Linked DNA regions of Homo sapiens: all the other regions are linked to region 1. Evidence: chromatin loops called from intact Hi-C (ENCODE). Cell type or tissue: sigmoid colon. All regions are shown on one strand. Each heading gives the region's core, and the rest is flanking DNA. Links, peaks and the distances in the headings are about the cores only.

Region 1 (4,315 bases), core at 60-4,059:
GGTCATTTACCCTATGGAGTCAGACTGTGTCCTTGGTCACCTCAATGTTCATGCCAGGGGACCAGGAGGGAGGCCATATGGTCCGACTACGTGGGCTCTATCTCACCAAGCCTGATCTAGCTACTTCTGTTGCTGGATATCTGACTGATGCTGAGCTCTTTACATGGCACCATCCCCTGAGAAGACCAAACAATCCCTTGGAGCTGGCGTAGATTTGGGGTATTTAGTGGGAGTTCGTGAGAGGTAGGTTGGAATGTGCTATTGAAAAGGGTTTAGGATTTTGGTTCTGAAACAAAATGAGTAGACTCACTTTTCCCTACTCCTCCCTTCTAAAAACTAAATACCATGGAAATTCTTTAACAGACAATGATAAAAGGACTCTGAAAGTTGGGTAGAAGAAGGTAGACTGGCCAGAGACCTCAGGACTGGAGGAAAGATAATATGGTGGGTTCCTTAGACTTTTCTTTTTATCTCCCATGTAGCCTAGACTGGGTGTCAGAGATGTCTGCAACCAGTATCTACAACAGGAGATATTCTTTAATGTTTTGTAATAATCTTTTATTATGTTTGAACATAATAACCAAATGACCAGAATATAATACAAACCCACTTGTCATACCAAGAACCAGAAAAAAACCACCCGAGTGAGAAAAGACAATAAATAGATGTTGATACTTTGATGCATCAGATGGTAGAATTATCTGGTAAGAATTTTAAAGCAGTTATTATAAATACGCTTCATAAATTAACATCAGTGCTTCAAAACCAATGCCATAAAAATGCCTCAACAATCAATGTCAAGTCATTGATTTACAGAACATTAATACTTAGAATCAGGAGACTGGGATGTCACACCCACTAGCTGTGTGACCTTGGGCAAGATTTCCAGCGTTACTGGGCACTGATTTCTCTGTCTCCAGAGTGGAGGTTAGGTAGACCATGCAACAGCACACTGGCAGGTCCCGTTAGTTGTCTACTCAATAACCATGTCCCTCGTATGCTAACAGAACCCTAACTCCAGGTAGAGGAGCAAGGACTTCAACTAAAAATAGGCATTTTCCAGCCTCCCTTGCAGTGAAGATAACCTGCATGGACACTTCTGGACAATCGAAGTGCAAGAGGTTCCTGTCCCTTCCAGAATAAACAGGAAACCCTTACTAGGAGAAAGCCCTTTACCTCCTGTCCTTTCTCCCTTCTTCCTGCCTGGATCTTGAATCTGAGATCTGCAGCTACAGCAAGTATCTGGCAACCAGGAGGAGACCAGCAATAGGATGGTGAGGATTGGGGATGGAAAGAAAGCCCAGTGTCCTGACGCATCGCTGAGCTGTGCTCCCAGGCTGACAGGCGACTTCTGAACTCCTTGTTATGGGAGAAAAACACACCTGCACATCTAGGCAACTGTCGGTTGCGTTTCCTGAGCTTGCAGCTGAATGCATTCCTAACTGATTGAATGAGGAAGATGAGGAGGAGGGTGCCAGCTACAATCCTTTCAATGCCAGGTGCTGTTCAAGCGAGTTTACGGGTTCAACCACATTTAATCCTCACAGCTACTAAATGAGGCAGATGCCAGTACGGTCCCCACTTCAGAGAGGACTGAAGGGAGGCATGGGTCCTTGTCTGAGAGGCAGGCGCAGTGAGTCAGGGGTGGAGTAGGAGTGTGTCCACAGCACTTCCGAGTGCCGGCGTATTCACAAATGGCTCATAGGTTCTGTTGTTGTGGTTACCTTAGAGGATTTGTGTGCACGCGCGTGTTTGTGTGTCAACACCTCTAGGATGGTGCTCATGGCATGGGAATTCCTTTCCTCGCTTCCTGCATCCTTCCCCTGGGTCTACTACCTTTTGCCAGGGACTGGGGACATAGGAAAGGATAAAGATCGAGGGCATCCTCCAAGGCTGATCCCGACATCCCCGGGACTGACGTACGGCCTCCAGACCGATGTCAGTATCCTCTCTGCCAAGAAAAGGGGTCCCCGGGCAGGCAGCGCGGACCCCCTCGGGGCCCCGCCGGCTTCGGGCTGTTTCCCGCCGTGACTCCTCCGCTCCGGGAGGGGGCGACAGAGGCCGACGGCTGCAGCCGGGCGCGCCGCCAAAGCTCCTGCTTGTAGGGCGGGCCGGGGTCCGGGGTCTCGGGGTCCTGGGAGGCGGGGCGGTCGGTCCGCTGGGGGCGGTGAAACCGAGCTCGGCTCCTGCCCGGCGTGGCCTCCGTTTCCCAGGCTTCTGAGCTCAGGGCCCCGGCTGGGCTTCGGGAGGGTCCTCCCCGCGCCGCCCCGGCCCTTCCGTCCGCCCCCCGCGGCCCGGCCCCGCCTCGGAGCCATTCTGGGCGCGGCCTGGGCGGCCCTGGGGTGATTACTGCCCCGGCCGCAGTTCCGCGCGCCCCCGCGTCTGCCGTCCCCGGACCCCGAGACCCGAGATGTGCGCCCCCGGCCCTCCAGCCCTTCCCGGGGACCCCGGGGCCTCGGAGCCCCGCGCCCACGCATTGTTTCCTTGGAAATGGAGCCCCCCAGCCCCACGTCATGTTGCCGGGAGCCCCTCGTTACAGCAAGCGGCTGCCGGGAATCAGTGGCCACTAGGACCTTTACCCCGAACGCTACGCAGCCGTGGGGCCGCTCTCCTCCCCGCCCTTTTGTGGGATTCAAAGTCAAACCACACTAAGCCATAAATAAGTGGTTGTGGGAATCCAGCGCTGGGCCCCTCCATCCAACAGACTTTATCCACAAATTACTTGAATGCCTTTTTGTGTGTTTAGTATCAAATTAAAAAAATTCTCCACTCTTAATGCCCCTGCCTGGCGTATCGGCGGCCCAAGCCTCTGCGTGGTCAGCCCCTGGGGAATGACTTTGCAGGGGGGCCTGCATCGCATTGCACCATTGGGCTTTCTGCTCCCTGAGTTCTGCTAGGGGAGTCCCTGGGGTCGGGGAGCCGGAAGTGCTGGGATTTCCCACCATCCTCAAATACAAGGTCAAGATCCCTGGACCGTTGCCCATCCAAGCCCCAGGAACTCCAGGCCTGCAGAGGCCTCCAGGGACCCACCCACAGCCGCCTGGGGCTCTCCAGCCAGGGTTGCGCCCCATCCCCAACCCCAACCCTAACCTTAGCAAGCACTACTGCTTGGGAAGGCCAAGCTCCCAGTTCGTCCCTTTCTGGCCTGAGCTACCCCTGGAAGCCTGGCCCCTGCCCCGCTCTGGGGCCAAGCTGAAGGGGCATCATTTTTGGCCACAGTTGCAGGGCAGAGGCTGGGGTCAGCCAGTGGGTGGACCAGGTGGGCCGGGAGTGCCAGGGGAAGCTGCCAGGCTTTGTTTCTAGCTGAGAGTAGGGGGGTGGATGAGCTGGATCTGGGCCTGCCGTTTCCAAGGAAACAGTGGGAAACTGGGTGTCTCTGTCTGTGGCTTCCTCATGTCATGGGGTGTGTGGTTTCTGGAGCCGCCTGACAGCCTGACCAACTTGGGGCCACTGTGGCTGTGGGAACATATATCCTGAGTTCCAAGCCATTTAGTGAGGAAGCTGCAGAGAGGTTGGGAGGCGCTTCTTCTCACCAACCGTTCTCACCCAGCACCTCCTACCCGAGGGCACCTCCTACCCTAGGGCTTCCCTGGTGCTGCTGCCTTACCTGGGTCTAAGGTCTGAGGTCTAGACGCTCAGCCGTCAGCCCCGGTGGCCTGGGTTTTGCCCCATCTGGTCTGCCTGGTGCCCTGCCTCCACCAACGGGACCCTGAAGCGAGGGCATTGGGCTGTGAGACTTGGTAGTTGAAGGGCTCCAGCCTGGGAGCTAAGCCTAAACTCTCTCCTCCTGGCTTCCAGTGGTTCCCCTGCATGTCCTCCTCCTGCCAGCCAGGGTCTGGGCAGGAGAGAGGTGGCAGAGTTGCTGCCGCGGGGACATCTGACAAAGGTGTGGGCAGAGTTAGGAAACAGTAAGGCAGGTGACGTCCCCGGGGAGGGGCCGCAGTAAGAGCTGTTGCCGCCTCGGGCCGGAGAGAGGCACATGAGGGCTCGGTGTCTGGAATGTGGAGTGTGGAGCCTTGAGAGAGGTGCCCCCAGAGCTGTGGGGTCCGGGCAGCTGCAGCCACTGCAGGCGGGGAGGGAGATGGGGTCAATGCCAGGCTTCTCTCTTCCTGCTCCCCAGGCTCCTGCTGGGCCCCTCTTGGCTGAGCCCATTGGGAAGCTGGTGCCAAAGGGGCAGTTGGTGCAGGCCCTAGTGGCTGGTGTTCGGGATAGAGCAGGGTGGCAAAGGCGGGCAAGGCATCGGGAGGGGCAGACAAGTGTCCTGCTGGGGGCTGCCACCACACTGCCCGGGTGGGTTTCTGAGTGTGCAGGAGCC
Region 2 (4,315 bases), core at 91-4,090, 350 kb after region 1:
CATCACATGCACACTCAGGAACTCACACAAACACATCACATGCACACAGACTCACATGCACTCACAAACTAGCTTACACACAAACATTGCATGCACACTCAGACTCACAGGCACTCACTGACACTTGCACATCACATGCACACTCAGACTCACATGGGCTCCCACACACTTGCACATCACAGGCACATGCAGACTCACGTGCACACACACTCATTCACACAAATCACAGGCACACACGTGCTCACACAATTACACTCACATATCACATGCACACTCACAGACTCATGCATTCACAATCACTGACACATCACATGCACATTCACTCATGCACTCATACACTTGCTTACATTCACAAACCACTCACGTTCACGAACATGCACTCAGAAACTTGCTTACACTTACAAACATCACACTCAGACTCACATGCACTCATTTAAACTCACACAACACATGCACACTCAGACGTACATGCAGTCACTTACATACACATCACATATACACGAACACTCATGCATGCACACACTTGCTCACACACACACTGAAACATTTGCTTACATCAAACACACTGAGACTCACATGCACTTGCTCACACACATCACATGCACACTGACTCATGTACTCAAACGTGCTTACACTCACATCACCTGCAGACTCGTGCACTCATGCTCACTTACACACATGCCACACACACAATTCACACTTGCTCACACATATCACATGCAGTCACAGACTCATGTGCAGTCACAGAATTACTCATGCACATTACATGCACAGACTCACATGCACTCACACACTCACTAAAACACATCACACGCAGGCATGCACTCACACACACATCACATGCACATACAGACTCATGCACTCACACACACACTGCATGCACAGACACATGCACTCACTGTCGCTTACACTCACACACCACAGACTCATGCACTCACAGACACATCACATGCACACCCACATGCACTCACACTCGCTTACATATATCACATGCACACACACACACACTCAGATGCACATGCACTCAGTTATACACACACATCACATGCACACTGACATGCACTCACCCACTCATACACATCACACACACTGACTCACATGTGCTCACAAACTTACTTATACATCACACCCACACTCAGACACATGCACTCGCTAGCTCACACACATCACAGACCCACATGTACTCACACACACAGATCACATTGACAGACTCACATGCACTCACATGCTTGCTCACACATATCACATGCACACTCAGATGCACATACTCACTTGTTTACACTCACACACACCCTCAGACTCACATGCACTCACACACACATCACATGCACTCACACACATAGATTACTTGCACACTCAGAAACGCACTCAGACATCACATGCACATTCAGACATGCATGCACTCAGTCACACCCAAACACATCACACACACTCAGACTCATGCACTCACACTCGCTTACCCTCACATCACATGCACACTCAGACACATGCACTGAGAAACTTGCTTACACTCACATCACACACACTCGGACTCACATGCACTCACACTTGCACATCACATGCAGACTCATGCGCTTACACACATCACACAGACTCGCACTCACACTCGGTCACATCACACAGACACATGCACTCAAAAACTTGCTTACACACATCATATGCACACTCAGACTCGTACTCATGCTTGCTTACACGTACAAGCCACATGCATTCACACATGCTCTCGCTCACACATCACACAGACACATGCACTCACAAATTTGCTTACACTCACAAAAATCACACACACAGACTCCCATGCACTCACATGCATCACATGCACACTCAGACACATGCACTCACACACTCATCACATGCACAGACACATGCACTCATGCTCACACATCACCTGCACAGTCACATACTCATGCACTCACACACATGCATCACACACATGCATTCACAAACTTCCTCACACACCACATGCACACTCAGACTCACATGCACTCACATTCGCTTACACACAATCACACCCACTCAGATTCACATATACTCACACATTTGTTCACACATGCCATGCACACTCACATGCACTCACACTTATCACACACAGCTCACATATATTCACACTCACCTCACACGCACCCTCACGCTCACTCTCACAAATATCACACACACGCACTCACACACTTGCTCAGAGACTCACATGCACTCAAAAATTTGCTTACACTCACAAATGTCACACACTCATGCACTCACACTCATCACACACGTGCTCACAAACTTGCTTACACCCACACATACATACACTCACACATTTGTTCACACAAATCACACAGACTCATGCACTCATACTTGCTCACACACATCACACTCAGACTCACATGCACTCACACACACACATCACACGCACACTCACAGACTCACATGCACTCACTCGCTTACAGCCTCCTCAGCTTTCATCCCTGAGGACGCCACCCCTGCTGCCCTGTGACTCAGAGGCTCACAAGGAAGAGGCACCACATGACGGATCTGGCAAGGTCCCTCCCCCTCCCGCCACCCCATGCTGAATGAATCACAGCCTCCTGTTTATTTAACCACTTCAAGAAGCTGGGTTTCTTCCAGGGGCTTTCTTAGGCAGCAGGGGGCATGCAGGGGAAAGGGGTGGAAAGAAAGCAGGGCCCTCTCTACTAGTGATGTAGAGAGGGGAATGCAGGGAGGGCGTGCAAGGAGCGTCCGTGGGGAGCTGGTGTCCCCATGTTGTGCGTGGGCCTTGGGCATACAGGGCCCATGTCGCAGCCCTCAGGGTCCCGATGGGGCCTCCTACATCCAGGACTGGAGAGGGGCTGCCACTTACACAGGAGTGTGAAGCTGCACTAGACTAGGGTCCTGGCCCCAAAGAAAACAAGAAGCTGGTTCAAGCCTGGTGCCAACACAAACCCTTTATCTGCCCTAAAAGTGAAGCTGAGGCCACCAGGCTTTCAGGTGGGCTTCAGCAGCCCCCAATGCTGATTCACACCTGCACCAGGCCTGCTGAGGGGGCTGCTGTCCCAGAGAAGGTGCGGCTTCGGGTTGTGCTTTAGTGCACAGACAGCAAGGGTACAACAGGAAGAAAAGACGCTGTAGGGAGAGAAAGAAGACAGGGGAGGGAAAGAAGATTTGATCCATGATTTCTGCCATGCAGTCAGTGCTTCCATACACAGATGTGTGCACACGTATATGTACGTAGGTCTTGATTTATTTGAGTATGAGCACATTTAGAATTTGGATGACACCAGAGTGGCTCAAGGCTTGCACTCCAAACTTGAAAGAAACAAATCTTTTTCTGTGCTAGAAAAATTTAGCCAATTAAACAAAAACACCAGTTCTATCTTTTTTTCTTGTAATGCTGAAGAAATCCATTTTGAGACTTGGGCATTTTTAATTTTCAATTTTCCCAAGTGCAGCAAATTTCTTTTCAGGGATTGACATTAAGGATATGTGGAGTGTCAAAATTCACATACGCAATGGTTCTTCAATTCTATTATGAAGTTAGAAAACAGATGAAGTACTTAGTGCCCCTCCCAATATTTGTCTAGACCAAACTAGACACAAAAAATGACAACAAAATAATTCAATTAACCAATACTTTTGAACAATGGAAAAACCTTCAGTTATTTGTGTTTTTAATTACAGGATGGATTTGTAAATGCCAAAGGTTCTGAATGTATTTTGAAGTTAATTCAATGATTAGTTTCTCCAATAAAACTTTTGCTCCCCTGGCAGACAGGAGCACAAGGAGAAAGAGGACCCTCGCCTTAGGGGTGACAAATGCTGGCATCTACGCACAGCCATTTGCTCTCATTGTCCCTGAGTTCTGGTTTCTCTTACCAATGTTTGCACATCCGAGTTACAGAGAGAAAGAAAGGAAAGCGCTGTAGCAGGAGCCGGGCTGTGATTTAGGCAGATCATATTCAGGTTGGTGTTAGCCAAATTCCATAACACGCAGACCCCTGGAGATAGGAAAAGGAGCACAGATTCCCTGAACAACTGATTCAACACACCAGCTCTGTTTGTAAAGCATTTCTATGCCCATAAACAGACCTGTGGATCTAGCATCCCAGCACTTTTACTTAGATGGAAAAAGTCTATGCTCTCATTCCAAGCAGGCACCTCCCTTCTTTCCTGTCCTCTGAGAAGACACACAGACAAGGGTGCTGGGGTTACAGCACAGGAGAGGTCGGAGGGTGCGTGGCTGGCACGTAACCGTCAGTGACTCTGAAAGGATATCTCCTGTCCGAGCCTTCAGCCTTGCCAATGTGCATGGGGCAAGCCCAGGGACTCTGCCAGCCCCTGG
Region 3 (4,315 bases), core at 199-4,198, 180 kb after region 1:
TTCTGCCTGGTGCTGCCATTCAACCTGAGACTCCAGCTCAGCCTGATCCCTAGTCTCCTGGCTGAGCCCTGATCCCTGCCTGACGCCTGCTCCCACTGGGAGTGCTGGGTCTGGTTCTTCTGCTGCTCCAGTCCCTGTCTGCAGATCTCCTGAGCCACATCGTCTGAGGACATCAGCTCCTCCCATCCTGAGTGTGAGCTGATCTACTTCCAAGCTGACCCGATGGCTCTTCCTCGAGAGCTCATTTGTCTGGACCTGTCTGAATGTGATTTCCCCATTTGGACACTTGGCATGGGTCTTCCTGCCTTCCTTCAGTCTTGTCTGATTTCTCCCTGTAGCCTGTGTGATTTAGATCCTAGCCATGCTAGCCTAGTGTGCCTTGTGCCCAAGTCCTCTTGATAGTAACCAAAAAGGGAAACAGCAGTGGCGTGGGCTCAGGGAGGCATTTTCAGTAATACAGAAGAAAATGGCAAGAGGTGAGTTTAGAAATTGGCAGCAACTTGGCGTGCTGCAAACAGTCTGAATTGAGTGGGAAAAGGCAGGGGATTTTGAGTCAGACAGATTGGGTTTGAATCTCAACTTGGGCGTTGAAAATCTGTGTAGCGCCGAGGAAACTGCTTAACCTCTCTAAGTTTCAGTTTTCTCATTTGAAAAGGGGTTCATTGAGCCAATGTATGAGAAATGTTCTTCATAAACTACATAGTTCAATATAATTTGAACTTTTAAATATCTACTGAATATTTGCTTTTACTGCTGAAGAACACTGTATTTCCTCATTATCAAAAGGTATTATATATATTAACATTAAAGCTAGAAGCTACTGTGCTTTTGTTATTTATAACTTTAGTTAAGTGTGAGTGTTCTCACTGCACTCTGCTTTTGAATGACTTCTTATCTTAGGTTTGGGAACTTTGTTATTGCAAATCCAGACAGAGTCAGTTCATTTTCATGGATATATATTATGTAAGTGCATATGCATCATAGAGGGTTTTATTTTAAGAAGTAGATCTACTAGGGATTTAATGACTGGATATCTGACACCATGACAAATGTTAAGCTCCAGATCAAAGGCAGCTCCATCCATCCGCAGAAGCCGGTCTTGCATGAATTAGCCATGATTCATCTCAAGAACAACATCTGTTGCTGTATTAGGAAAAATCCTGTGGTGTATCCTAGCAATTTCATATGCATTATTTCACTTAACTTTCTTAGGAGACCTATGAAGAAAGTACAATGATGAAGAGCGCACAGTGGTGAACTGGTACAACAAACCCACTTTACAGTTGAGGAAATTAAGCTCTGAGGCTTGGCGTGCCTAAGTCATTGGTGCGTGAGGAGTACTGGTCTTCTCCCATCACCATATTTTCAATATGTCCTATGACCTGTGTGTGTTCAGGTGGGAGGCTGAGAAGCACAACCTCATCCTCTGTGTTGGTCATCTCTTTGGTTATAGGGTGGCACTGAGTAGTGGTGTGACTGGACATGTAGAAGTTCTCCTGACAGATCTTTCTGGGATCAGGGATGATGCTTTAGTGTATCCCTAGCCCTGAGCACAGGCACATACAGGAATTAAGTGATAAAAGCCAGAAAAAGAGCTGGCTAACTCTTTTCTTTGGCGGACCATTCAAAAGATGGTAGGGCTATGGCTTAAGCACTTTCATAAGTACAAATTGGCTTGTGGAGTATGAAACTTGTTTTATTAAAACAAAGCAGGATTAACATTTTCTTGGGATTAGTATTGTTATTGTTTTTGGTCCTATGAATTGTCCTTAACCTCAAAACTGTCCATATGTGGTAGGTGCGCGGTGTTTTTTCTTTTGTTTGTTCGTTTTTTGATGGAGTTTCGCTTTTGTTACCCAGGCTGCAGTGCAGTGGTGCAATCTCGGCTCACTGCAACCTCTGCCTCCTGGGTTCAAGCGATCCTCCTGCCTCAGCCTCTTGAATAACTGGGATTACAGGCACCTGCCACCACACCCCACTAATTTTTTGCACTTTTGGTAAAGACGGGGTTTCACCATGTTGGCCAGGCTGGTCTCGAACTCCTGACCTCAGGTAGGTGATCGACCCGCCTTGGCCTCCCAAAGTGCTGGGATTACAGACATGAGCCACCATGCCCGGAGAGGTGGGTTTTTAAGGAAGTTTTTGCAGCTAGAATTTCCCTGAGGTTTTCACCCAGATGCATGGCATTCCTGAGCCGGTTGAGGATTCTGAAGTGCCATAAAAAGTATTACTGGACCATGCCACGATTGCCTCACATTCGTAGCACTGGAGGGTGTGTGTGTGGTTTTCAAGCACATGTGCATGACCTCAGCTAAACTGATAAACATCATGAGTCAGAGAGGCAGGTAGAGACAGGTTCATTTCATTGACAGGAAACCGAGGCAGCTTGGGGCCATATCCAAAGGCATATGAAGTGGACATGTTGCAGGACTCTATGCTTCTGGTTCTGTATTTCCCCCAGCACTGCGGGACAACATTGTTGTTTGGGGTGAGCTGCCTACTTTGAGATCATTCCTATCACTGCGTTCCACTCAGCGGAGGATCTGAGGAAAATAAGTAGAGCTAAGTCTAGCTGCCACTACCCACCCATCTCACTCCTTTCTTTCACAGCAGTAGCCCTGGGAAATGCAGTGGACACAGCGCGTCTGTTCTTCATCAAGGCACTTGACAAGCTTTTTATGATCTACTTGTGGACACACTGCAGAAATGTGGGGTAGAGGCTGGGATAATTAGGAGGATTACTAACTGGCTAATGGTGTCCAAAGGAATCATTGACTCAGTAACCCAAAGGCTTTTGATCTTGTTTTCTAGGACTCTGTCCCTGATTCTAGACTGTTCAGCATTTTTATTAGTGCCATGAACAGAAATACAGAAGTTGCCATTTCCTCAATTACAAGGGTCATGGTAGTGGGAGGGAGAGTGGAGAGACCTTGATTGAAGCAGTCTGAATCAATAAAAGTACATTTTAATATGCATAAGTATAAATGCTTTTATTTGCATCCACCTACCCCAAATCCCACAAACTACTTCCCAATATAGGACAAAGTAATAGTTATTTAGTGGTAGCATGTTGCAAATATCTTAACAGTTTCAATCCATGTCAAATCAGTTAAATCTGAAATTAACTTGCACTATGATGCACCCACTGAGAAGCTAGTGTGATCTCACACGAGTTTATACAAATATGGTACTTAAGGGCAGGTTTGATTCGAGCACAACTGGGGAATTTCCACTCTTTAGGAACTGTAGGATGCACAGGGCGGTGTGCTGAGAGTGTGGAGGAAGTGCCAGTCCCTGGCCTGTGAAGATGGCTGAAGGAACAAAGTTTTTCCTCCTGGCAAAGAGAAGATGTGAAGGTGAGAGGTCACTGGTCATTTCCTTCATATTTGTGAAAGGCTTTCCTAGAGAAGCAAGATGATTCTTACCGAAAACCAGGTGGGTAGATGATAGAAAATGAGGTGGCTCTGCAGCACTGGGGGTGGTTCTCCATTCCAGATGCATTTGAGTCCAGACTGTGTAAGCACTGGGGAGGGAAGGCTCCACAGGGGCTGATGACCACATGACTTTGATGTTCACAGGAGAGTTTACTCAGGAAATGCTCCATGGCAGAGATGAAAGTCACGCCAAGCTTTGAAGAATGAGGCTTGGATGCAGGGATGCTTGAAGTGTCTCTAGAAGTCATTCAAGCGGCAGAAAAAGCAGCCTGGTAATGAGTTGAGAGGCAGGAGAATGTGAGGGCTATGCATATGAATATTCTAGTTAAAATTGTATTTGAATCCAAACTCTGCCACTGGCTAACTTGGCAACCTTGGGGCTGTAACTAGAATAATGTCCCCATGAAGACATCCGCATGCGGATCCCTGGAATCTGTGAATATGGTACATTACATAGCAAAAAGGAATTGAGGTTTAATGAAATTAAATTTGCTAAACAGCAGAGAGATTTTTCTTGGATTATCTGGCAGGCCCCATGTAATAACATGGGCCCTTAAAGGTGGGAGAGGAGACAGATGAGAACAAGAGGGGCTCAGGGAGCAAGGTGTGAGGCTCAGAGAGAAGCAAACCCAGAGAGAGGCTCTGTTGCTGGCTCTGAAGGTGGAGGAAGGGGCAGTGAGGGAAGGAATGTGTCAGCCTCTAGAAGGAAAAGACACGGAGGAAACTCTCTCCTAGAGCTTCCAGGAAGAAGAGCAGTCCTGCTCCACCCTGATCCCCACTCATTGAGGCCATTCCAGACTTCTGACTTCCAAAACTGTAAAGTAGTAAATCTGTGCTATTTTAAGCACTAAGTTTGTGAAATTTGTTAACCGTCAAGAAAA
Region 4 (4,315 bases), core at 96-4,095, 54 kb after region 1:
ATTATACTTTCTCAGGGATTTTCTCAAGTTAATGTAAAAGCTTCTATTGACTTTTAATTTTTGCTATGGTATTTTTGATTTCTAAAAGATTTTTTTTTTTTTTTTGAGATGGAGTCTCACTCTATTGCACAGGCTGGAGTGCAGTGGCTTGAGCCTGACTCACTGCAACTTCAGCCTGCCAGGTTCAAGCGATTCTCCTGCCTCAGCCTCCCGAGTAGCTGGGATTGCAGGTGTCTGCCACCACGCCGGGCACAGTGGCTCATGCCTGTAATCCCAACACTTTAGGAGGCTGAGGTGCGTGGATTGCTTGAGGTCAGTTCTAGACTACCCTGGCCAACATGGTGAAACCACATCTCTACTAAAACTACAAAAAAGATTTCTTATTCTGTAAATGTTCTCATTTCAAAAGTAACATTCCTGTCTTGTTTCATGGATTATTATTTTTTCTTTGAGCCCTGTGAATATTGTTTCCCTGTAGAACAGTTTTCTCTTTTTTTCTGTGTTGTCTGTTTCCTCCAAGTCTGTTGGCCCTCCCTCCTGCTCTCCCTCCCTTTCTCTCTCTCTTTCTTCCTCCCTTCCTTCTCCCCTTCCTCCCTTCCTTCCCTCTTTTCTTTTTTTAGATGGAGTTTCACTCCTGCTGCCCAGGCTGGAGTGCAATGGCATAATAGCGGCTCACAAACCTTCGCCTCCCGGGTTCAAGCAATTCTCCTGCCTCAGCCTCCTGAGTACTTGGATTATAGGTGCCCACCACCATGCCCGGCTAATTTTTGTGTTTTTAGTAGAGATGGGGTCTCACCATGTTGGTCAGGCTGATCTTGAACTCCTGACCTCAGGTGATCTGCCCGCCTCACCCTCCCAAAGTGCTGGGATTACAGGCATGAGCCACCGTGCCCGGACTTCTTTCCCACTTTCATTTACATTTCTGCTGCTTATTTAGGGATATCCTTAGAGGGTGTGATTGACTGTTCATATTTGAGAATGAGTCCCTGAAAAGCTAGTCGGAGCTCTGTATTTATGGGTGGGACTTGGTGGGTAGTGAGTTTCCCAATGGCTGAAGACTTACCTATTTTTTTCAGGGTGGTGGTTGGGGGGAGACCTTATATATTAGCATCTTCTATCTTTCCTTTTGGTCCAGTCACTTTCTCCACGGAGGAACTTTGCCATTTCCGCTGGTAGAGTGGTACAGATTGAATTGTGTCCTCCCAGAAAGATTTGTTCAAGTTTTAGCCTCTAGTACCTCAGAATGTGACCTTATTTGGAAATGGGGTCATTGCAGATGTAATTATGTAGACGATGATGACGTCATGCTGGAGTGGGGTGCTTAATCAAATATGACCGGCGTCCTTACAGACGAGGAGAGACAGACACAGAGGAGAACGCCGTGTGAAGACAGACAAAGGGAGAAGCCTTATGGAGATGGAGGCTGAGATCAGAGTGAGGCAGCCACAAGCTAAGGGACTCTGGGGGAAGCAGAGAGGGAGCCTACCGTAGAAGCCTGGAGGGAGTGGGGCCCCGCCAACACCTTGATTTCAGACTCCCAGCCTCCAGAACAGTAAGAAATAAGTTTCTGTTGTTCTAGGTGACCCTGTTTGTAGCACGTTGTTACAGCAGCCCTAGCAAACTAACACAGAGAGTGTGTGTGCCCACTGCTGCCCAACATGCTGGCCAATGGGACAGGAGCTTGACGGGTAAGCACTTTCCCGAACCCCCTCCAGTTCCCGGGAAGAACTTTCCCGAACCTCCTCCACTTCTGGTGAAGCACTTTCCTGAACCCCCCCTCCACTTCTGCGCCTGCTGTAGGTCTCCCCGGGCCCTGTTCTGTGCTTGTTGTCCCCGGGTCTGGAGCTTCTCTGGTTTAATTGCTCTTGAAATTAATCCCAGGGTGAGGAGGGAGGAGAGGTCAGCGTGGGGTGGGGACCTAGGGGCCTAAGTCCTCCCTACTGAAACTCCCAACTCATCCCTGTGCTTTCAGCCTCAGCTCAGTCTTGGAAAATAACGGGAGCCTCCAGTTCCTGAGCGATCTGTTATCACTGCAGATCGGATTTCCAGTTTACACGTTCCTCAGGGCTTCCTGCCAGGTGGAAGTGAGGGCGCCCTCTTCTGGCGTCTCCAGCATCCTCCCGGCCCGTCTCGGCCGGCCCCTTAGCTCCGGTTCTCCGCGGGTCTGCAATGAGATCCTCGAGGTCCACGCCTGCTTCATTTTGGCGTCACCTCCACTTCCTAGGGCAGGGCTTCCCCACACAATAGCCCCTCAGTGCACATTTGTTGAGTAAGTGAAGGAATGAAGGAGTTGAGATGACTTTGAAGCTAAAATGAGTAGACATCTGACTTTGTGCCTAAGAGAAAATTCTTCCTAAGGCTAAGATTGTTAAATAAAGGAACTGGTCCACCCATCCTTTACACATGGAAATTTATATTTCAAACTGAAAAAGGCCAAATTGGCACTTTGGTGTCGTTCTATAATTATAAAACCAAACATCTCCTTGCTAAAATGTTTGCATTCCAATCAACTGCAAAAAGTTTCTTGGATCTTTTCACATTTGGGCTTGACATCCTTAAAATTAATCAGCTGAGCATGGTTTATAGCTCACAAAAATCTAGGGAAATTTTTTTTTTTTTTTTTTTTGAGGCGGAGTCTTGCTCTGTCACCCAGGCTGGAGTGCAGTGGTGCGATCTTGGCTCACTGCAACCTCCGCCTCCCGGGTTGAAGTGATTCTCCTGCCTCAGCCCTCCTGAGTAGCTGGGATTACAGGCACTCGCCACCACGCCCTGACTAATTTTTTTTTGTATTTTTAGTAGAGACGGGGTTTCACCACATTGGTCAGGCTGGTCTCGAACTCCTGACCTCATGATCTGCCCACCTCGGCCTCCCAAAGTGCTGGTATTACAGACGTGAGCCACCGCGCCCGGCCAGGAAAATGCTATATTTTTAACTGGGCAATTTTACACTGATTTTTCCTAGAGCCAGCTAAAAGCTGGCACATTCTCTTTAATGCAATCTTCTCATCCTCCCCAAATGTCCAGCTTCACATGTCCCCCCAAAATTAATCATTCAAGATGAATATAAAATTGTTTGTTAGACTTTCTTCACAAGAATGTTTATTTTCATAAGGTGTTTCCCATACACTCAAAGACTCACTTTAGGACCCCCAGTCCTCGCCCATATCTCCCTGGGTTGACGCTTTAGGACACATACTAGACATCTACTTTATATTTCAGGCTTTTGTGCTACTCAGAAACAAAGACTTCCCTTCCTGCCTGTTTCACTTATTTATTTATTTTTTTGAGACTGAGTTTTGCTCTTTTTGCCCAGGCTGCAGTGCAATGGCACAATCTCGGCTCACTGTAACCTCCACCTCCCGGGTTCAAGTGATTCTCCTGCCTCAGGATCCTGAGTAGCTGGGATTACAGGCGCCTGCCCCCACACCCAGCAACTTTTTGTATTTTTAGCAGAGACAGAGTTTCACCATGTTGGCTAGGCTGGTCTTGAACTCCTGACCTCAGGTGAGGTCCACCCATCTCGGCCTCCCAATCCTGCCTGTTTTGATGAGAAAAGTTTTTAAGAAAAGTCAAGGAAAATCAAGAATAGCTACACTTTTACCACAGCAGAAGAAATCATGGAATTACAGTGGGAATTAGTGTAATGGCTTGACTGATCTGCTAGTCCAGGACTTATTTCAGAAATGTGTCTTCTTCAAACAGATTGTATTAGTGCACCAGGCAGGACTTCTTTGGTTGTAAGTGTTGGGAACTTAACTTGAACTAGTATAGAAAGGATGTCTGAAATCAGAGAGCTGATTGCATTCTCTTTCTCTCCTCTCCACTTCTCTCTGCTTTGATCTCCCTGACTGGCTTCCTCCAAATGGTAGCAAATATGGCAGCTCCTGGTATTATCAGAGAGGGCTCAAGACTGGCTGGCTCTAAGATGTAAGCAGGCAGACCTGGGGATGAGCTTACCAACTCTGGATCACCTGGTAGAGGAGATGCTAGAAGGTTCTTCTGGAAGATGGCAGCTCTCATTTGAACCCCTGGTCAAAGTAGAGGATGGGCATTCCTGAAATAAGAGAAGTGTTGGTCTAGACACATGACCCAACAGCTTTCTGTGCATGGCTGGCACTACGTTTTCCTTCATAGCCTGGTGTGTTTTAGTAGCATAAAGTGAAGTGCTATTTGGTTTTAGACTCTCGAAAATCGCAGAAACAGCATCATTTGTGCAGTAGAATAGAGTAGGAAAAATTCACACCAACATGTCCATATGAAGTGTTTAGGGAATGGGGAGGGGCAGCTGGTCCATCTTTGTTCCTGAGCCCGGGTC
Region 5 (4,315 bases), core at 233-4,232, 300 kb after region 1:
TAAAACATCAGGAAATCTTTATAATATTGAATTCTGTAATGATTTCTTGGATATGACACCAAAGGCACAGGCAGCAAAAGTAAAAGAAACAAATTGAACTTCATGAAAGTTAGAAGTTTGTGCATCAAAAGACAATATCAACAGAGTAAAAACGCAACCAACAGAGTGGAAGAAAATAATTGCAAATATATCTGATAAGGGATTATTACCCAGAATATATAGAGAACTCGTAAAACTCACCAATAAAGAAACAAATAGATTTTAAAATGAGCAAAGGGCTTAAGTAGACATATCAGCAGTAAGCACATAGAAAGATGTTCAATATCACAAATTATAAGGGAAATGGAAATCAAAACTACAATAGGTTACCACCTCACACCCATTAGGATGGCTACCATTAAAACAACAACAACAACAACAAAAAATAACAAGTGTCAACAAGGATGTGGAGAAACTGGAACCCTTGTGCATTGTTGATGGGAATGTGAAATGATACAGCTGCTGTGGAAAAGAGTGAGACAGTTCCTTAAAAATTAAAAATATAATTACCATATGGTTTAGCAATTCCACTTCTGGGGATACACCCAAAAGAATTGAAAGCAGGGTATTTAAGAGGTATTTGTACACCCATGTTCATAGCAGCATTATTCACAATAACTGAAACATGGAAGCAACCCAAGTGTCCAATTATGGATGAATGAATAAGCAAAATGTAGTATATGCATATGATGGATTATTATTTAGCCTTAAAGAGGAGGGGGATTATGACACATGCTACAAAATGGATGAACAACATGTCCACGGTGGACTTTCTGCTAAGTTAACTAAGCCAATCACATAACGACAAATACTGTATAACTCCACTTATACGAGATACTTAGTCAAAATTAGACACAGAAAGTAGAATGGCTGTTTTCAGGGCTTGAGGGGATAAGAGAATGGAGAGTTGTTGTTTAATGGGAATAGAGCTTTAGTTTTACAAGATGAAAAGAGTTATGATGATGGAAGGTGGTGATGATTGCACAGTGTTATTAATATATTTAATACCACTGAATTGTGAACTTAAAAATTTTTAAGATGCTAAATCTTATGTGTATTTTACCACAAAAACATGAAAAAGTAGACACGCTAAGGAAAAAGAAAAAAAATAGTATAGTTATTTTGGAAAACAGCTTGGCAACTCTTAAAGTTAAAACACACTTACTAGATGACCCAGTAGTGAATAGCTATTCATCAAAGTTATATTCATAATTGCCCCAAACTGGAATCAAAGTGTCCCTCAACTGGTAAATAAATTGTGATACATCCATATGACTGAATACTGGGTAACAATCAAAGGAATGAATTCTTGATACAAGCAGAAGAATCTCAAAGGCATTATGCTAAGTGCAAGAAGCCAGAATTGAAAGGCTACAAATCTGATTCCATTTATATGATATTCAGGAAAAGGCAAAACCATAAGGACAAAACAGATCAGCAGTTGCTAGCCCTGGGGATGGGGAGAGGGGATTGAGCAGAAATGGGCTTGAGAGGAATTGAAATATTTCTATGGAGGAATATTTCTATGGCAATAGAAATACTCCATATCTTGACCATTGGTGGTGGTTAGTCAACTGTACACATTTGTCAAAACACATAGATTTACTGTTTAAGTGGTAAAATGTACAAAAAAAGAGTAGTGATGAAAACAGTAACATAAATACGGCAGTTCAGAAGAAAGTCGTAAACGTAAACTGTGGGCAGAACTTCATTGCTGGCTGCAAAATATGAAGCTATATATGGGCTGAAGATAATTTAAATTGTGATAATGCTCTACAAGTGTAAACAGGAATAAAAATGCTCAGTATGATTTTTATTAGACTTTCCAGAAAGTGGCCTATTGTAAAATATTTTCAACTACTGGCGTGAAGCCATTCAAGTTTGAGGTTGTTTTCCAACAAAGCACAGTGACTTTTCTTAAAAATTAATGACTTTTGAGGTTCTAGGAAACAAATAGTAAACAATTATTTGGGGTGTAAAATACATTTTGAAGTTAAAGACAGAGAAGAAAGTAAAAGCAGGGGGGTATTATCCAAAGCTGCAGTCTTGTAGCAACACAGACGCTGTTTTCTCAATTCCTGAGATTCTTGCACAATCAGTCACAAAGTCAAGGCATTTCGCTTAGAGAGAAATCTGAGATTTCTGTTAGCAAAATTCTTTGATCAAATGACACCATCTGGTGTTGCATGATATCAGTGGCGGATACCAGTTAGAGTTCTGTTTTACAACTCGACAAAGCCTGTGATACGCGGAGGATCAGTTTGCTCCTGGTTGCTGTGTAGGAGGGAGAAGTCCAGGAAGACTGCTGGTTCTGTTCCCACTGAAAGCCAGAGGCTGTGCAAGTCTTGATGTGGCCTGAAAATCGTGCATGGCCACGGTACTGAGAGTAGAGTCGATATTGGTCTGCAGCAAGGGAGGTACGGATTTATTAATACAGGAGGGGAACCCTGGATGGCCAACCCACACGCTCCTGAGTTCATTCAGCCTCTGGCTCCTAATTCAGTGTTGGATAAACATGGGTGAAAATGGAAAAAAAATCAAAGTCCAGCTACTGAATGTAATATCAGCACAACCGTCTGAAGAAATAAGCAGAGAATGTCAGAATCTGCTTTCTTGTGCTAAATTACAATGATCTTTCAAGAAGAAAATTGTCAACAGGAATTTTTGAAATGAGAGATATTTAAAACCCCATTTGCATTACCCTAGTTGTGCCCGCTCAAATCATTCTAGGATTTCAAGCGGCTTGATCAGATAAAATGGTGTATTTAAACAATATCTAATGTCTTGGATATCCAGAATCTAAAACTGTGGGTAGGGCCTTTTTTTTTTTTGAGATGGAGTTTCACTCTTGTTGCCCAGGCTGGAGTGCAATGGCATGATCTCGGCTCACTGCAACCTCTGCCTCCTGGGTTCAAGCGATTCTCCTGCCTCAGTCTCCTGAGTAGCTGGGATTACAGGTGCACGCCACCATGCCTGGCTGCTTTTTTATATTTTTAGTTGAAACAGAGTTTCACCATGCTAGCCAGGCTGGTCTCCATCCCCTGACCTTCTCCGTTCACCTTAGCCTCCCAAAGTGCCGGGATTACAGGTGTGAGCCACCATGCCCGGCCAGGGTAGGGCTATTTTTAAAATAAGATACCAAGGTTTGTTAAGGAAAGCCACCTGTGGGCAGATGGTTGGAATGCTGATAGTTTGACTCTTCTTTGCTTGGGTGCTTTACTGGTCAGAGAGCAAAATTAATGAATAATCATTAAACACTCAAAACGACATCCAAATGCTGCAACCAAAATGAAGAAATACTCCCCAGAAACGAATGTATCTGTTGAGTGGATGTGAAATTATTGCAAAAGTAATACATGTTCTTTGGAAGTGTTTTAAGCAGAATATAAAATATAAATTAAATCCCTTCCCCAACCCCCCACCACTCTCCTGAGATAACCATTCTTAATAGTTTCAAATGTTCCATTCATGCTTTTCTTCCGTGCATATGCAGATACTCACATACACAAACTCTCACACACAGGCATGAAAACCAGATGTCAGATGAGGAAATTTTTCCTTTGGGATTCAAATAAAATTGGCTGGGGCCTCTTTCCACATGTATTGGGAAGTCCATGTTCCTCCCAGCCAGTCTGGGAGTTGGTGAGAAAGGGGGATGGACACCATGTTTCCTTCTGCTTCTAGGCTTCATTTTCACCTAATTAGTTCAGGGAATGACTGCTTTGTTATCCCAAATATTTTAATATTTCTCTTAATCCTCAGGTGCAAAAGTTTGATTTAATTACTCTTTAGTTTATGGGCCACCATTATAAGTGGTCTATGCTGGGTCCTCAGTCTTTCTGTCTGTCTGTCTATCTATCTATCTATCTATCTATCTATCTATCTATCTATCTATCCATCCACTTATTTAATCTGTCTACCTGTCTACCCATTTTTTTCCTGTCTACCCATTTGTACATCCACCCATCTATCCCTTTTGCTTCACTAAAAAATTTATCTTATTCTCCTGCCGTTTGTTAATTCTGTTTTCCCTAATCTGCATCCTCTAGTTTATGTGTGTTATTCTACAATGTGTAATTGTGCATTGCAAGTGCATTTTTAATTTACACAAATGTTATTGTGTCAAATATCTCACAGCTCTTTCCCCTTGGTTTCCACTCACCCTTGTCACTGAAACAGCACCCAGATTAGCAGATGTGCTAATTATCAGACAACTGAGGAATTGCATATCCTGTTGCTTAGCCCTCTCTCTTCTTCAAAGACTTTAACATCTACT
Region 6 (4,315 bases), core at 254-4,253, 320 kb after region 1:
CAGAGCTTTGACCTTGCTTCCTTCATGTGTGAAATGGGTCTGCGAGGCGCCCTCTTCTAGGGGCTGTGCTGAGGACCAGGAGTTACTCCGTGTCCCTGATTTGCAGGGACCTTGTCCCCTAAGCTGTGCTCAATCAGCCTTCCTCAGTGTTACCGGCAGCAGGAAAGCTGTCATCTCACTGCGGGCACAGGGAGCCCTTGGACACAGTCTGAGCAACGTCCTGGGGGAAGAGAGGACTGAAAAAACTGAACGTCCAGTGAGAAACTGTTCCCTGGACAGAAATGTGAAAAACAGCGCTGGCAGCACAGCCTGTGACTCACCGGCGTGTGCCCCCACACTGCAGCTGGGCCAGCGCGGGGCCCTCCTGATTCATGTTTTCCGTGGTTATCCGGGGAAATGGAAACCGTCTGGACGCGGCACCCACTCGCACGCCGGCGCTCACGCTGCGCTGATCAGCTTGGAAGTGCGGAAGGGCCTCCTCCCAGCCTCCTCCCCTACCTGCAGCCGCAGACGCTGGAGTGGGGAGGTGGCTGTCTTCACACCCCAGACCCACTGCCCAGGGCATGCTTCCCCGTAGGAAGCAAAACAAAGACCCGGTTCCCTGTCTGTGGGCAGGGGCAGGGGCCACTTTGAGGTCTTTTCTTATTTTTTGTTCCCTTGGGTAGTTCCCTCTGCACACAAACCACCGCGTGCTCTTGATGACTGAGCGCATGCCCTCAGTGAGGCATCCTAGGGCTGATGTGGTAAGGACGGTTAGGAGCCTACTCTAATGACATCTGAATTTCATGAAAGGGGGAGGGAGGGGACATCACAGTGCCGTGCTTGTGAAGTCACTGAGTGTCTTTTATCCTTGGAAAATTGTTCTCTGGGACATGCAGCTGGTTGCTAAAGTTTTCATTTTTCTGTGTCTGCAGATGTGCACAGAAGTTTCCAGTTAAGTTCCAGTTAAGCCCTAACCTGCATTAGGAAAAAAAGAAAAAAAGAATGTGTTTGCATGGCCTACAGAAGTGCTCAGTATGACCTGAAGCCGAATCACAGGCACTTTTCTCATTAGCTCCTGGGGCTGCGTCCCCTGGGCTTGTGTTCTGATCCTCTGGGCCGGCTGTGTGACCTTAGGGAACTTCCTTGCTTCTCTGAGCCTCGGTTTCCTTCATGGTAAAATGGGGAGGGTAATGATGCCTCCTGAGGTTGCTGGAAAGACTGACTGAGACAGTCCTCAGAAAGCACTTCACAGGGGCCAGCCCAGGGTAAAGGCACAGGAAACGCCACCCACCGCTGCAAATCCATTGCTGTTGAGTCCTGGGGGGACTTTCTTGCCTGTGCTGGCTGTGAGGCAGCCTGTGTGCTACCCCCTCCAACAGCCACACAGTGAGTTTTATTTTCGAATTGCATTGCTAATCCCTGAGGGGAAACACAAAGGCTAAGCAATAAGGCAGGTGTGTGAAACTCTCATTGCCATAAGAAACCTCCAGCATTCTCCCCGTCTTTGTGCACAGCCTGAACTGTTCATGTCACACTTCCTGGCTGCACTGTGGGCTTCTGTTCAGCCCCAAGATAGAGTTCCTCATACCTCCCCGCTCTTCTGACTCCTTCAGGCTGGCCCATCCCGAGGAAGGCGACCCTTCTCTTTTGCTTGCCACTTTCTCATGACCTTGAGCAGACAGCCCCTCTTGCTAGGATCCCGCTGTCTGGGTACATGGAGATACTGTGATCTGAGCCAGGGTTCCTGTCTCTCAAATGGCAGATGAGGACTCTGATGGGCATGTCAAGAGGCTGGGGCAGAGTGTGGGTCTGCAAGTCCCATTGCCTGAGGCACCTGTGTGGGGAACAGAAACCCAGGGACACATGATTGGCAGCTAGTGGAGGGAGGATGGAGCTGAGGGACTGATGGGGAGAGGCCAGATGTGAGCGGATATAGGGAGGAGCCAGGACCTGAGGCCAGATGAAGCTGGGAAGACCCAAAGTTTCTGAGAAAGTGGTCAACACCATGCACAGCAGAGAAGTCACAGGAAGAAATTGGAATGAAAATGTGAATTTGCAATTAGGAGGCCATGAAGAAAAGGAGCTTCCGTGTGTGGAATTGTGGGTTGAAAGTCAGAGTCAATAAATAGCAGAAGCAGAGGCAAGAGTGCCCTGCTCCTTCTAGAAATCTGGTGGCAGAGGGAAGGAAGAGAGGTAGCGATTTTAAAATCAGGTGCACTGGCGGGTACCTGTAATCCAAACTATTTGGGAGGCTGAGGCTGGAGGACTGCTTGAGCCCAAGCGTTCGAGTCCAGCTTGGGCAACATAGTGAGACCCCATCTCTTAAAAAAAATAAATAAAAGGTAGTAACTCTGAGTGCAGGGACCAGGGTTTTCTGTTTTGGGTGGTGGGAGACTGAACGTTTTGGAAATTTGGTGGAAAGAACCAGGTGAGAAAGGGGCTAATTGACCCAACATGGTCCAGGGCCAATCCTTTACTTAGGGACTGTTTATAATGATGTGCAGCTGCTCTGAGGACTGGAAAACGCCTGTTTGGCAAAGAGCTTGCCTGTCAGGAGGGGATTTGCCACTGGAAGGGAAAAGGAAATCATATCAATATAGTCTTTTCACGAGACGACCCTTCATGTGGAGACCTTGGCCCTTTAAAGTTTGAAATACATGTCCCCACATCCTTAGCACCTTTTTCTAGCTGCCACAACAGGCCACCTGCAGCCACCTCCCTGTGTTTCAAGGATGCCATCGTGTGGAAGGCGAAGGGAACAGCAAATATAAGACCCCTTTTATTCAAGGCAATTCACTTCTCGAAGACTAACCACACTAACCACCTTGCCTGACATTTGTATGTCTCCAGAGAACTTTCACAATTTTTTTTTCATTTGATCATTACAATAACCCTGTTTTACAGTCCAGTAAACAAACTCAGAGAGGTTAATTGACTTACTGAAGGTCACACAGCAGAGGGAAGGCATGGTCAATTGCCTCACTCCAAGTTCTCTTCTATCTTCACTGGGTCACTCTAGGCAATGTCATTCAACAGATATTCTACAGCCATGTTTTTCCAAATTTGCCCAACCTTTAGCTCTGGAACCCTGTAGACACATTTGCTTGGGTATGTAGACCTGTAGATGAGTATTCCTGAGATAAATTTCACAAGGCAGCACTTACCTGTATCAAATGTGGTGCCTCTGATTATTCTATTATTCTATTCTATCACATTTTTATAAAAATGCTATTTATGATCCATTAAATTGCTCTCATGACCCATTAGCAGTCAAGACCTATGGTTTGAAAGGCTGAATGATGACCCCCCAGCCAATGATGACTACATCCTAATCCCAGAATCTGAATGTCACCTTACATGGAAGAAAGACTTTGCAGATGTGATTAAGTCTCTTGAAATGAAGAGATTGTCCTAGAATATCTAAATGGGCCCTATGTCGTCACAGGGTCCTTATAAAGGGGGAAGCCAGAGGGTCAGAGTCAGAGGGAAAATGGGACCACTGGAGCAGACATTGGAGTGATGCTCTTTGAAGACGAAGAAGGGGCCATAAGCCAAGGAACACAGGTGGCCCCCAGAAGCTGGAAAAGGCAAGGAAATGAATCCTCCCTAGAGCCCCTGGAAGAAATCAATCCTGTCGACACCTGGACTTCAGCCCAGTCAAACTGTTATCGGAAAGGGGTCCGGATCCAGACCCCCAGAGAGGGTTCTTGGATCTCACTCAAGAAAGAATTCAGGGCGAGTCCACAAAGTAAAATGAAAGCAAGTTTATTAAGAAAGTAAGGGAATAAAAGAATGTCTACTCCCTAGACAGAGCAGGGCATTCCTGAAAGCAACAGGAGGAAGGCACCCACCTTAGGTACAGTGCTTATTTATACACAAGACAACAAAGTCAAGGAAATTATGGGGCGATGTGCTCTACTACGAGAGCTTGTGACAAAGGATTGTTCGTCTTTGTGTAACTATTGTCGTCTGCAAGAATCTATATTAATATCTTTAAAGTAAACTTATTCTTTTTTTTATTATACTTTAAGTTTTAGGGTACATGTGCACAACGTGCAGGTTAGTTACATATGTATACATGTGCCATGTTGGTGTGCTGCACCCAGTAACTCATCATTTAACATTAGGTATATCTCCAAATGCTATCCCCCCCACCCCAACCCCTAAAGTAAACTTATTCTTAAACTAAGAATGCTTTTGTACTTAAGATATCGGGCCATTGGGGCAGTTCCTGGGTCTGTGAAGTCCTGGGTCGGCTGCGTAAACATTATTAACTTGTTCCCTTAACCATAAACATCCTGTGGCTAAGAATCCCTAACTTCCTGGGAGTGCG
Region 7 (4,315 bases), core at 130-4,129, 380 kb after region 1:
GATTTTATGTAATCACCACAACTCTATGAAGTGGGATATAGGGCCATCGTTTGACAGGTATGGAAAATAAAGTTGAGGGAAATTCAAGTGATTTGTCCTAAGTCACATAGCCACTAGCATCAGGGACGGGTGGTACCAGCATTCACATCCAGGTGGTCAGCTGAGAATACGAGCTCTGAAGTATGTTATATATAGAAAATAAATGATGGACCAATTTTAAGAGCCAAAAGAAATAAATGTTTGTATGAGTAAATAAAAGTAATAACTTAGAACTTTCATTAACCTATCTTCATGTATCTACAACTATGCTAGGCCCTGGAAATTTAGGATGTAGTGCGTGATGGTGCTCATATTTTAGCTGGAGAATCAAAAATGTCAATCATGGCAAAACAATGCAACAAGGTGTATACGATATATATATATATTTTTGATATGGAATCTCACTGTGTTGCCCAGGCTAGAGTGCAGTGGCACAGTCTCAGCTCACTGCAACCTCCACCTCCTGGATTCATGCGATTCTCCTGCCTCAGCCTCCTGAGTAGTTGGGATTACAGGTGCCTGCCACCACACCTGGCTAATTTTTTGTATTTTTAGTAGAGACGGGCTTTCACCATGTTGGCCAGGCTGGTCTCGAACTCCTGACCTCATCATGATCCACCCGCCTCGGCCTCCCAAAGTGCTGGGATTACAGGTGTGAGCCACTGCACCTGGCCAGGTGTATACAGTATTCTATAACAACGAGCAACAGGAAGGATTAGTCTGGGCATCAGCTGAGAAATGAAAATGCAAAGTTACATTTGGAGAGACCAGCAGGTATGAGTGGGGAGCAAGCAAGCGCCTAGGGTATGGGTCAGAAATGGCAGGGAAAATGAAAAGGGACGTGGGGATGATGCTGCCTTTATCAAATAAGGGTGAAATAAGGATTTCCAAATATGAGTAAAGAGACCAATTAAGACATATTTTTGTAACCAACTGTGTGGATACTCACACATTTGCTTGCTATAGAACTATTAATATGCTTGACTGCAGGGTGCCTGCTGGGTGTTCCACAACACCTGTTTCATATCACCTCTCAAAAAACACAGCCTGGACTCCAAAAGCATATTCTGTTCCAAGTGTTTCAGAGGAGACTGTGAACCTACAATTCACACTTCTATTTTCCATTTTCCTTATAAGTAAAAAGTAAGCCAAAATTACCTTTCACAGCCTCTTCTACAGGAAGTCCAACAAAGGCTGCAAAATCATCGGCGATGATTGAAGTATACGCTTGAGAGACCAGGGCAAAGGCGCGTCTCCTTGTTGCATCTATTGTGGGAGTGGTGGGTTGGCAGAGAGTGAACCAGGGAGCAGCATTTTCAAAGCACATTGTTAAATCACACCACTGTCCTTGTCTAGTTTTCATAAGCAAGGCCAGATGAACCCAAAGATTTCTGTGCTTATAGATACAAATACATATGCCCAGTATGTACGGGGGGTTCAAATATTGCTGGAAAAAAATACATTTCTTACACTTCCTCTTGGATGAAAAATCTCAGATAATGAAAATTACAAAGATGGAAAAAGGTTACTAAACACAAGGCTCTAACCCTAAGAAAATGCAGTATGTTTATGCAATGGGGATATAAATTTTACTTATCTTATTTCATTTACAAATGCTGGAATCAAAGGAGCAGAAAACTGATTTGCGTAATCAGCTGTCCTTTTCAAAAACGTCTCTAATACAGGACCACACCTGGGAGTTACAGAACAAATCTTGTAACTGGAGCATTCTTCCAAGTCTGCATCAAACTCTTGACTGAATTAAGGTTCAAAATCCTAAATTCCCACCTTGAAAGAATGACTCTAAGAAGGGACTGCCAAACAATACCAGCAACGAAAACTTTCCTGAAAGTGGCATTTAGGATTGTCCCCAGGCTTCCATACCCAATTAAATAAACTCAGGAGTACGGTAGAGTTGAGCACTGTGAAACCAGCTGGCCTTTCTCCCTGGGCATTGCTCATTGGTAATGCAAGAGCTCCTCCACCTGGTGGTCAACATGCTTAGGAAATATTCTGGATTTTACTTTCCATATTTAATAGGCCAGTGTACATATGTAAAACAAACACCCTAACATATTTAAAATCTTCTCTCCATTCCTGGGACATTGTCAAACTACACCAATTCCCCCAGATACCCTTTGTGCCAAACGAGTCCACTGGCTCTCAGACAAGTCTTACACCTTCTCCCCCTGGGGCTTTTGGTTTATGCTATCCCGTGGCCTGAAATGCCCTCCTGTCTGCTCTCTACCATTCCTAAGTCTGTTTATAATTCATTACGATCTCTGCCCTTCTCTAAACTCAGCAGTATTGTTTACACTTCTACTTTAACAAGCAACTTTCCACTACGGCAGACACTGTTCCACCTATCCCCTTCTTTTCAATTATATTCCAAACTTCTCGACAGGAAGGGGTATCTCTTATCCTCAAAGTCCCCCAAACACCTAGCATCTCCAGTGAAATATATGCCAAATACATGCTTGTTGATGGCATCACGAGGACCAAAATGGGGCACGACTCCAACACTTAGGCTTTGTTTTCTCAGATTCCTTAAAAACTGCCGACACTCCCATCCCTTCCCCTCATCTGAGCCCGACATCCTCTCCAGCTTTCACTCAGCCACTGTCTGCTCTTCCTTCTGTGGCTTTACACTTATTATTGTAGGTTCCTTCCTTCCTTCAACCAGCCTGTAACCTAACAGACTTTGCAATACCAAGAAACGTTTTCTATTAAGGCTGCATACATTCAATGGAAAAGAACTGAGCCAACAATGGAAAAGAGCCAACAATGGAAAGTATACTTTTTTTTTTTAGAGAAGTAAAAGTATACACCATAAAACTATATTCATTTGGTAAGTCAACTGTATTTCAAAAACATTTACTTCAGTTCAAATATTCTGGCCATATTTTCAGAGTGGGGAATAAAACAGGAATACAGTAAGAATGGAGGAGATAAAAGGGAGAGAAAAGTAAAAAGATATCACTGGAAAAGGAAAGAAAAACATGTGATGGGAGAAGTGAGTTGACAAAGCAAAAATAAAGGCTAAGTGTTCTCTGTCTCAGAAGCTGCAATATCCACTTGGCACGAATCACATCTACATTCCGACTAGTCACTCTGTGATCCTCAAGTTGTGAAATCTGTAACCTCAGGCCCTAGAATGACACGCTGGAAGGTGGAATAAATTGAGCCAGCACCTAATATCTGTGGCAGTAGTTGATGGAACACATTTTTGGTGAAAACAAATGCTAACAGAATGCAAACTCAGTTGTTCAACAAATACTCAAGTGCTGCTCATCCATCACTGCCAGTGCTGGAGACAGAAGGGAAGATGAACTAGTCACTCCCATCCTTTCGAATCCTCTTCTGTCTTTCCCAGCCATGCTGTGTGCCAGGGAGGTTGGCCGCCAATGCCTGTTGCACCTGAGCTCTCTTGCTTTGGCGAATTGGGGCTCTATCAGGTCAGAGGCTGGGAAGGAAGGTCAGGGAATTCACTTCCTATGCCCTTTCCCTGCCTTGCTCCAGCTGACCTTCTGTATCCATCCTGTGGGGCAGCCCCAGTAACACTGGCCCCTCGCCTTGCCCTTTCAAGCCTCAGATGAGAATGGCTACTGTCTACCTAGTTTCTAAGTACTTCCTCAGCCCTTGTTTCCTGCAAAAATAGTTTTCACTAGCTTCTCTTAAGTCATTTTCAGTTTTCTAATAGGACTGTGCCTAATTTAGAAGAGAATGGAAAGAGATCTAAGAAAGTGATTGTTCTCAACTAGAAAATAAGTTTCTAATAAGTTAAGAAGCAAAATGTTAAATTCATCAGTAAGACCAATCTGTTAAGAGACTATCCTGACCTGGCTGCATTTTACAAAGGAAACCACAGTACCATTCATGAATCTGGAGATTTGTAAAAGTCTCAGGATATGTTCAGGAATACTGTAGTGCTTTAGAATAAGGTACATGTTTATATATTAACTCATTTACAACCTGAAAAAGTACTATTTCTAATCACATTTCACAAATGAGGAAAATAAGACACTGAGGAGTCACCCTAGTAAGTGACAGAATCAGAATTTGAACTCCGGAAGCAAGGACCCAGAGCTTAAACTCCCGCATGGTACGCTATATAGCCTTTCCTGGGTCTACTGAACTGCTTGCCAGGAATTCTCAATCTCATGGAATTCAGTGAGAGGCGGCTCCGGGAAGGAATAAAACTACGGACCCGACGGTGCACAAGAGAATGCTTGCTGAACGAGTAAGGAGTTCCCAAGCCCAGTCCTGCCAATCAACC

Evidence for each region. Peaks named below come from ENCODE experiments on the same cell type or tissue, not always from the same donor. Only the 100,000 strongest peaks of a DNase experiment are listed, where the experiment ranks them.
Region 2: it touches region 1 in a loop (4-fold over the local background); 24 of 110 quality-filtered maps call a loop at or near these places.
Region 3: it touches region 1 in a loop (3-fold over the local background); 5 of 110 quality-filtered maps call a loop at or near these places.
Region 4: it touches region 1 in a loop (5-fold over the local background); 79 of 110 quality-filtered maps call a loop at or near these places.
Region 5: a loop joins it to region 1, with 2.7 times the contacts of the local background. A loop is called at or near these places in 12 of 110 quality-filtered maps.
Region 6: it touches region 1 in a loop (3-fold over the local background); 60 of 110 quality-filtered maps call a loop at or near these places.
Region 7: a loop joins it to region 1, with 8 times the contacts of the local background. A loop is called at or near these places in 24 of 110 quality-filtered maps.

Annotation. Positions count from the first base shown.
Region 1 is chr2:237,473,325-237,477,639 of GRCh38, reverse strand. No RefSeq gene overlaps it. Among named protein-coding and RNA genes, the nearest start is that of MLPH, 12 kb to the left of the region's middle. RefSeq lists silencers at 1,944-2,023, 2,044-2,453. In sigmoid colon, for the core only: CTCF peaks have their summits at 1,847 and 2,048 (motif pointing right); DNase peaks (open chromatin) are centred at 1,658, 2,099, 2,609, 2,939 and 2 weaker places; H3K4me3 peaks cover 1,451 bases; H3K27ac peaks cover 1,309 bases.
Region 2 is chr2:237,126,655-237,130,969 of GRCh38, reverse strand. No RefSeq gene overlaps it. Among named protein-coding and RNA genes, the nearest start is that of COPS8, 43 kb to the right of the region's middle. RefSeq lists enhancers at 2,309-2,868, 3,846-4,315. In sigmoid colon, for the core only: no CTCF peak of the experiment used is centred there; a DNase peak (open chromatin) is centred at 2,499; H3K4me3 peaks cover 1,906 bases; H3K27ac peaks cover 1,275 bases.
Region 3 is chr2:237,296,883-237,301,197 of GRCh38, reverse strand. It overlaps LOC105373954 (a long non-coding RNA gene), which reads left to right and starts at 2,345. Exons shown (of 4, transcript XR_924039.3): 1 at 2,345-3,356. In sigmoid colon, for the core only: no CTCF peak of the experiment used is centred there; DNase peaks (open chromatin) are centred at 2,639 and 4,167; H3K27ac peaks cover 1,976 bases.
Region 4 is chr2:237,419,498-237,423,812 of GRCh38, reverse strand. No RefSeq gene overlaps it. Among named protein-coding and RNA genes, the nearest start is that of COL6A3, 7.5 kb to the right of the region's middle. In sigmoid colon, for the core only: a CTCF peak has its summit at 2,100 (motif pointing left); a DNase peak (open chromatin) is centred at 2,082; H3K4me3 peaks cover 604 bases; H3K27ac peaks cover 221 bases.
Region 5 is chr2:237,169,513-237,173,827 of GRCh38, reverse strand. No RefSeq gene overlaps it. Among named protein-coding and RNA genes, the nearest start is that of COPS8, 86 kb to the right of the region's middle. In sigmoid colon, for the core only: a CTCF peak has its summit at 2,198; a DNase peak (open chromatin) is centred at 2,307; H3K4me3 peaks cover 818 bases; H3K27ac peaks cover 262 bases.
Region 6 is chr2:237,152,648-237,156,962 of GRCh38, reverse strand. No RefSeq gene overlaps it. Among named protein-coding and RNA genes, the nearest start is that of COPS8, 69 kb to the right of the region's middle. RefSeq lists an enhancer at 390-924. In sigmoid colon, for the core only: a CTCF peak has its summit at 2,714; DNase peaks (open chromatin) are centred at 332 and 2,699; H3K4me3 peaks cover 347 bases.
Region 7 is chr2:237,091,080-237,095,394 of GRCh38, reverse strand. COPS8 (COP9 signalosome subunit 8) reads right to left here. Exons shown (of 8, transcript NM_006710.5): 5 at 1,198-1,305. Among named protein-coding and RNA genes, the nearest start is that of COPS8, 7.3 kb to the right of the region's middle. In sigmoid colon, for the core only: a CTCF peak has its summit at 2,047 (motif pointing left); DNase peaks (open chromatin) are centred at 1,994, 3,274 and 3,334; H3K27ac peaks cover 337 bases.